Regions from separate parts of the Homo sapiens genome. Here region 2 is linked to region 1. The links are chromatin loops, found by intact Hi-C in ENCODE. Cell type or tissue: heart left ventricle. All regions are shown on one strand. Region 1 overlaps CPA2 (carboxypeptidase A2). Region 2 holds the start of LOC105375503 (a long non-coding RNA gene).

Region 1 (4,000 bases):
AGGTAAACATTAGCAAATGTATCCTAGTGGTATAAAGTAGGCAAATCACTCCTCTCAGGCCTGCTTTGGGAAAAACGCTCTGGAGAAATCCATCTGTCCCAGTTAGTCAGTTGGTTCCCAGCCATAACGTTTCCAAATTTAGCGAGGAGTTGTGACATTACCTCTTTTTGGTTTTTTTTTCTCTTAAAAAACTCTTTCTAGGAAATCTGGGGAAATAATTTTCACTGTTTTTGAGGACAAAGTGCAAAGCTTGAAATTATGTGCACAAAGACTTCAGAGGTTACGAGATGGCGTAAAACCCTAACCTTTTTTCATCTATATCCTTTTTCAAAAGATCTTCGTTCAGGGCGTTTGTCTTTGCGGTTTAGGGTTTAGTTGTCCATCATCCTTCTGCATACGACCAGAACTCTTCTTTAAAAAACAAAAAAAAAAAAAAAAAAGAAAAAGAAAAAAATGCAGCTTAGGCAATTAGTGCTTTTTCTTTTTTAACTGGTGTGCGTGTGTGTGTGCGCGTGTATGTGTGTGTGTGTGTGTGTGTTTAAAGAGGAAAGAAAAAAAAGAGAAGGGGAGGGGAGGCAGAGAACTCCCAGCTTGAATTACAGCCCCCAGCCCCCAACCTCCCCCGGCCCGCACCTCCCCCTTCCTCGGCTCCTATTGGCGCATTTGCCCCGGTTCCCCAGGAGCTCATCTCTCAGGACGTGAGCATTAATTCACTCCTGCAGACCTGCGTCAGCTTGCTCAGGAACAGAGAGAAAGAAAAAGAAGGGGGCGGGGGTGGGGGAGTGGATACTCAAAACCAGCAAGGACCGGTTAGGAGGAAAAGAAAAAAAAAGTAATAAAAAGGAGCCTCTCTGTAGCACAAGCTGGGACTGCCGGCTAGCCTGGGAGGAGGGAGATTCTAGAAACATCGAGAGGAAGAACCGTCCCTGCACCGTGTACCTTGAGCACGTTCATAGGCCGGTTCTCAAAAGAAGAGCCAATATTCACTTTGCTCACTAGACCAGGGTGCTCAGCCACGAGGTTATCCATTTCTTGGGAAATCTGAAATGTTTCAAGTGAATAAATAGACATTTGCGAGTGAACCATCTGTTGCATGAGATCTGATCCCCTGGTGATTTTCCCCATTCCCTTGGGACACAGCGGAGGGGGCAGCGCGGCCCGAGCTGTAGGGTCGGAGGGTTTGGATCCAGCTGAGTGCTGCTGAGTCCGACGGTGTCTGCAGGGGCTGCAGCCCAGCCGGCTCTTTGCAGTTTTGTGCAAAGCAAAATGGCACACTTCCCTGAGGTACTTGTGGCTTTTGGCGACCCCAGCCCTGAGGTGGGGTTTCTCGCCCTTGTTAGCAGAGGAACACAAATGGTAGTGCCCCCTCAACCCCAAAATGGATGTAGAGGCGATCGCTACAAAATGTCTCCCGGCTAAATCAGGCCCAGGGACAATGGGGTTTCTGCTGCAGACGCACTAAGGCCACCGGCTACTCCAGCTCCTATTTTCAAGGCGATTGAAATTTTGTGCATCTGGAGAACCCAAGCTGTGTCCATTGCTGGGATTGAGACGTGTCCGGGCGCGTCTGGAGAGCTAGCGGGAGGAAGTCAGTCCCTCCAGCTGTTGCCAGTATTTGCACTCTGTAGGAGACAGACATCAGTTTGTCTGGGAGAGCGGGAGGGCATCTTGTTTGCTTCACTTCCTTTTCTTTCTTATTCTCTGTGCTGGTCCACAGTCCCCTATCTGAAACCCTTGAGGCCATATATATTTCAAATAAGATATTTTTTTCAGGGGAGAATTTTAGAAGGGTAATAGGAAGTATATATTATTACACACGGGACATTGCTCCGTATTCAAGCACATTAATATTATTTCTGGCAGTGAAACAAATGAGCAGTGAGGCAATTCAGGTCAGATTTTGCTCCCAAATGAGTTTAGGTTAAATCAGGTTTTTCCATCACATAAATTAGGAGAAAAAAATGTTTAAAGCTTTTTGCATTTAAAAACTGCCAACTTGGAGACTTGGTGCCTACCAGATACCTCTTCTCTGGCTCTTTCGTACTCCCCATGCCACCCCTTGGCCCTACAACCTCCATCCCCTCCGGCCCCTTTCCATCCCTCGACTCTTAAGTCAGTGCAGATAGATTCCCGTGGGCCTGGAGAAGAGCTCTGTGCCACAGAAGTAAATGCAGCACTGCCCAGGATCCCCACAGCAGCATGGAGTAGCAGATGCAGGAAGGGGATAGTCTCCACAGAAACAACAAAGCCCAAGAAAGACAGCAGAGACTTCATGAGGCTTTGCTGCCATGAGGTCTTAGAGAGCACATCCCTGTGAGGCAGAAGAATAGGGTCTGGAGGCAGGGAACCCAAGGCCAATTCAGGCTGACTCCCTAGAACTAAATCAAAAAGAAAACTCCAACTTTCCACGCCCAAGTAACAAAAGGACCAGAGGCTACTCCCTTTGCACCAACCCCCGCTTCTTGGCACGGCAGATGAAAAATTGAAAGTACCTCTGATTGGTCCCCTCCTGCAACCAATCAGATTGGTTGCAAGCCAAGTCTTCATTTGCATAGGAGTATAATTTTGTAACTTCACTTCAGCCTCTGACTGGCCACCTTCTGCAACCAATCACACTGATCGCAGGCTACTGCTTCATTTACGTAGGGTGTACACCAAGTAACCAATGGGAAACCTCTAAAGAGTATTTAAATCCCAGAAAATTCTGTAATGGGCTCTTGGGCCCCTATGCTCGGGCTGCTCCCAACCTGTGGAGTGTACTTTTGTTTTCAATAAATATATGCTTTTGTTGCTTCATTCCTTCCTTGTTTTGTTTGTGCGTTTTGTCCAATTATTTGTTCAAGACGCCAAGAACCTGGACACCCTCCACCAGTAACACTTGGATGGAAGTCAGAGGCGTCAAGGTGGTCCCTGATTCCATCATCAGTGGCAGCCCGGAAGCACATCTCTCACCTGGCTCTGTGCCCCGATTGCATCGTCAGTGGCAGCCATGATGGCTTCCCTGGCTTTGTGGGCAGCACAGGTCAGAAGTCAGTAAGGGGGCTTAGGGCAAGAGCACCAGCCTGAGGGAGCTGCTTGTGGGTACCCTTTAGACACTCCACAGTGGGTGGCTGTTGAGATGGGCAAGTGGACTTCAGGCCCTACATGAAGCAGGAGTAGGTGTGAAGCCAGTGATACTGGTACTGGCTGTGAAATCCTAAGGAAACTTGGAGAAGTTAGAAAATAATAGAATAATTTCTAGGCCATTAAATCACCACGTGGAAGTATGAGCTTTGTCCTTAGAGGAGAGAATGGCCCGTCTCCGTGATGTTCATTTTGAAACACCTACCTCTTCCAGGGTATGGTAGGCCCCAAAATTGAAGTTACCACTCCGTTCTCTTCTCCTATTAAAAAGCATTTCTTCATTCTCTTTGTCCAACAGGACCTAAGATAAAACAATTCTATCTATGACTGGTTTACAGCAATGCATTTCAGTCTGTAATTGTGAAGGAAAGGGTAACACTCGGGTCCCCAGTACCAAGCTTTCCTCTTCTTGTCCTGTAGGCTTTGAGGTCATGACTTTCCCTTATTCTGGCCCCACTGTGAAAGGGGATGGAGCATTCATGGGACTTCCTACCAGCCAGATGCTGCAGGTGTGCCAGGGTAGGTTTGCAGGCACAGTCTTATGGCTCATCCTACCTTTCTGGGAGCTCAGGGCCTGTGTTAAGAGTTAACCTCTAAACAAAAACTAAATCAGGCCAGAGTCGGTGGCTCACACCTGTAATCCCAGCACTTTGGGAGGCCGAGGCGGGCAGATCACTTGAGGCCAGGAGTTTGAGATCAGCCTGGGCAACACAGTGAAACCCCACCTCTACTAAAAATACAAAAACTAGCTGGGCGTGATGGTGCATGCCTGTAGTCCCAGCTACTGGAGAGGCTGAGGCTGGAGAATCGCTTGAGCCTGGGAGACAGAGGTTGCAGTGAGCCAAGATCGTGCCACTGCACTCCAGCCTGGGCAACA
Region 2 (4,000 bases), 79 kb before region 1:
GGAGGTGCTGGCTGGAGACAGAACACAGAAGTCCTGGATGCCAGGGGAAGAGACAGGCTCCAGGAAGGAGAGAGTGACCAGTTGTGCTGTTGGAAGAGGAACATTGAGAGTCGGCCATCGGGTTGGATCTGGAAGTTGCGTGTGACATTGTCGAGGGAAGCTTTGGTGAAGTGAGGGGGTGGGCAGCCTGCTGGCGGACAGGGATGGAGATGACAGGGAGAGTCAGTATTTTCAGGAGTTTCAGTCTATGGGGAAGCATAAAAATGGGGTGATGGCTGGAGGGGAGAGGGAAGGGATCAAGAGAGGGTTTTTTTAAATGGGAGAAATAACTGTATTTGCATGGTGATGAGAGTGATCCACTAGGGCGAGGGAAATTGGCAACGCAGTATTTACACTCAATTGTATTCTGCTCTAGATGGTCAGAGTATGGGTGATTTTTGTTTTCTCCTTGTGCTTTCCACTATTTTCCAAATTATCTAACATGAATATTTATTAATTTTGTAATCAGAAAAAAAGCCATTAAAAGCCACAGAGCTGATTGCTCAAGTGAAGTTTTTCCATGGTGACTCATCCTAGGGAAAAAATAAAAAAAAAAACCAAAGGGCTGAAAAGAACGAGGTGAAGAAAAATTAAATGCAAATAGAGCTCGCTCGGAATCAGATAATTTCTTGCCTGGCCCACTGCAATTTCCTCACCACCCTCCTGCCTGTCAGTCTCTCCCTGGTCCTGTCCCCAACTCAACACTGTCACTGTCAGGGTGGTGTTTCTGAAATGCAAATCTGATCATGTGAAAGCACCTCCCATGACTCCCCCCTAGTTGTCAGGATAAAATCCTGACCTCGTCACATGGTGGAGGGCACTCTTTGTGATGGGGTCTGGCTTCATCACCAATCGGGGTGGGGGCCCCCCTTCCTCTGGCCAGCCCCCCCTCACCTGCTCTTCAGCGCACCGTAATTACCGCCTTCTCAGAAGCACGGCGTGCAGTGCCTCTTGTATGCGCTCCCATAGCAACCGCCCTCACTCCATCAGTCGCTCATCCACTCCATTGTAACCACCGATTTACCCCCCTCCATCCCCGGCCCCCGCGACCCTCCAGCTGTCCTGGATACAGGGCCAAGTTTTTTATCTCTGTGTTTCCAGCCCCTTGCCCGATGCACAGCACACAGTAGGGCTCTCTGTGTCTGGGAGTGGAATGAATGGCCCTGCCTCATGTTTCTCAAGCATCCCTCTGATCACAGGGCAGAGGGAGGGAGAGATTCCAAAATCTCCCCTGCCTCTGGCCAAAGTAAAAACCAGCATCGAGGTTTTCCAGCCTGGTCCTAGCCACCAAACACGACCACTCCTCTTTCCTTTCCTCCTCCTAATGAATGTCTATTAGTTCCACTGACATTTATCAAGCCTCAACGAAGCAGCAGGTCCTATGGTAGGTACTGGGGTAGGAAGATTGACACGGAGCGTGGAGCTGAACCTTGGCTGAGGGGAGGGGGCCAGAGGAACAAAGACCCACATGTGAATAAGGTTGTGCCTGTCCTGAACTCCCCAACCGAGCAAGTCATTCAGCAGACAACCGCAGAGGGCCCACCCTGCAGGGGACATTGCCAAGTACTTGGCTGAGGGGATCCAGAGGACAGGGAGACAATCGGGCCCGTGCATCTGTATCTGAAATACAAGACTGGACGCCAGCAACCCAAGGGGTGCAAAGCTCTTCCCGTCCTGTTAGCAAATCTCAGCTTCCCTCCTCCTGGACCCCTCCCCATCATCAATCCCTCAACACATCAACACATCAGCCACCCCACCCCCAGCTCCCTCTAAGCCAAAATATGATCTCAAGTATGGCAGCGAGTGCTTGATCCCTGCAGGAAGAGCGAGTTGGTGAAAATCCTGCCTGGCTGGATCAAGGTTAAGAGGTCAGAGCATTTTCCTGAGAGGGAGGGCAAAGCCCTAGAGGGACTCGGGGCTGCGGATGTGGGGAGAGGACAGGCTAAATCCAGTGGGGGAGGCTCAGAGGGGACTCTGGGGCCGTCCCTGATGTGCAGAAATCAACAGAAAGTTTTTAGAGACCTCTGTGTGTCTGTTTGCCAAATGCTGCGGAGTTCCCAGGGTGGGGCTGAACCAGGGAAATGGAAACTTCAAAACAGAGGCCTGGCTAAAAATGAGAATTCAGTTCTATTTCTTTTGATGTGGTAGCCTCTTTTGTCTGCGGGAGTTTCCCCATTTTTGTTTGTGGGGGATTTCATTAGAGAAATATCCCACCCCCACACGTTGAGCGGGAAACAGATGTGCCTGATGAGGGATAAAGGTCTTTGAAAGGACCAAAGTTCCCCAGCCCTGTGCTCGCATGGGAACGGAATGCTGCCTGATGCGTTGATCCCCTGACATACGGTGTCAAGTGTGTGCGCTCCGGGAGGCTCTGTGTTCCCACAGTCGGAGCCCTTAGGGGAGATTAGCGCCATACAACAAGGTTGGGAATGAATCTTTATGGATACAGTTCCACAGGTACACGGCCAGCAGCAAGCAGCTGCAGAAAGATGCAGCCGGGGAGGCTTAACCAATGAGTGGTACCCACAAAGATCTCTAGGAAGGAGGCTGTGCTACCAGCACGTTTCAGGGGCTCTTTAGGATATACTGGAAAATAGAACAATTGAAATAGAATTTCATGACGTTCAGAAAAGATGCAGGGAAAGCAGCAGGGAGACTGGGGTGTCCAGGATGAAGGCTACCTTTGTCCTACCCAAGAGCAGGTCTGTAGCTGCTTCTCCCAAAGCGGTTCCTCTGGGAGAATGCTGCCTGGGGGGATGCCCCGTGCGGAGAGCCAAGCGGTGGAGGTTGGGGGAAGTGAACCACAGCAGTGCTCTGAACCACACAATGCTCTTTCACCATTTCCCAATCCTCTGAAGTAAAGCCGTTCCCCCAGGCATTGGATGGCTGAGACACAGCGGGAACAGGAGGGAGTGGTCAGATAAGCAAAGGAAGAAGCTATCCAGAGGCACCTTCCCACGGTGCCTGGGGAAGACCCCAGCTACATCCTCCTGTCTCCCTTCTCCCCGCACCTTTGCTGTTTATTAGCTGCAAATCCCTCCCCAGGAGGACTCATCACAGGCGTCCTCTCCACTCCCACACTGTGAGTGCTTCCCCCATGAATCCTGTCCTAGCTTCAGATTCTGAGAAGCGTGCGGCTCACTTCCTTCCACAGCATGTTCACAAACACGCTGATGGAGACCCAGAAACCACATGTCCACTTTTAGCCCCGAGAACATCTCCTCCATGTTGGGCCCCAACCAGAAAGGAAGGCGGAAGGCAGGGTCCCAGCTGGGGCAGGGCTTCACCTGGATGTCCTTTATCATGATGCTGTAAGCAAGTCCATGAGACTCCAGATAAGCTTTGATGTCTTTCAGTTCAGAGAAAGGAACTCTCATATCCACAGGGAGGCTGGGCCTGGCTGGGCCACGCCAGAAGTCCACCTTGTTCACCAAGGAAAGAGAGAGAGCTGCATTACTCCATGTCCTTCCACACAATCCTGTAGGTGACCACAGAGAGCCAGAGAATCTCTCAGCCAGTAGAGACCCTCTTTCTACGCAGGAGATGGGGACGGGGGTGTGATGTCCCAAAGCCCCTCAGCGGATGCCTGAAACAGCAGATAGTACTGAACCCTAGACTATGCTCTTTCCTATACAAACAGATTTGGGATACAGGTTTTTTTGTAATTTTTAATTTTTGTGGGTACGTAGTAGGTGTATATATTTCTGGGGTATATGGGATATTTTGATACAGGTATACAATGTGTAATGATCACATCAGGGCAAATGAGGTATCTATCACTCAAGCACGTATTCTTTGTGTTACAGACAATCCAAGTACTCCAAGTACACTCTTTTAGTTATTTTAAAATATACAATTAAATTATTATTGACAATAGTCACCCTGTTGTGCTATTAAATACTAGATTTTATTCACTCTTTCTATGTTTTTGACAGACCTATAATAAAGTTTAACTTATAAA

What was found. Peaks named below come from ENCODE experiments on the same cell type or tissue, not always from the same donor. Only the 100,000 strongest peaks of a DNase experiment are listed, where the experiment ranks them.
Region 2: it touches region 1 in a loop (2.6-fold over the local background); 10 of 110 quality-filtered maps call a loop at or near these places.

Annotation. Positions count from the first base shown.
Region 1 is chr7:130,270,117-130,274,116 of GRCh38, reverse strand. CPA2 (carboxypeptidase A2) reads right to left here. Exons shown (of 11, transcript NM_001869.3): 4 at 3,329-3,424; 5 at 940-1,041. Among named protein-coding and RNA genes, the nearest start is that of CPA2, 5.3 kb to the right of the region's middle. RefSeq lists enhancers at 485-1,136, 1,137-1,789. In heart left ventricle, no CTCF peak of the experiment used is centred here; DNase peaks (open chromatin) are centred at 1,158 and 1,526; H3K4me3 peaks cover 1,632 bases.
Region 2 is chr7:130,349,436-130,353,435 of GRCh38, reverse strand. It overlaps CPA5 (carboxypeptidase A5), which reads right to left. Exons shown (of 13, transcript NM_080385.5): 5 at 3,327-3,461. It overlaps LOC105375503 (a long non-coding RNA gene), which reads left to right and starts at 1,805. Exons shown (of 3, transcript XR_001745362.2): 1 at 1,805-1,907. RefSeq lists enhancers at 542-1,188, 2,026-2,375, 2,386-2,435. In heart left ventricle, no CTCF peak of the experiment used is centred here; a DNase peak (open chromatin) is centred at 2,379; H3K4me3 peaks cover 362 bases; H3K27ac peaks cover 2,733 bases.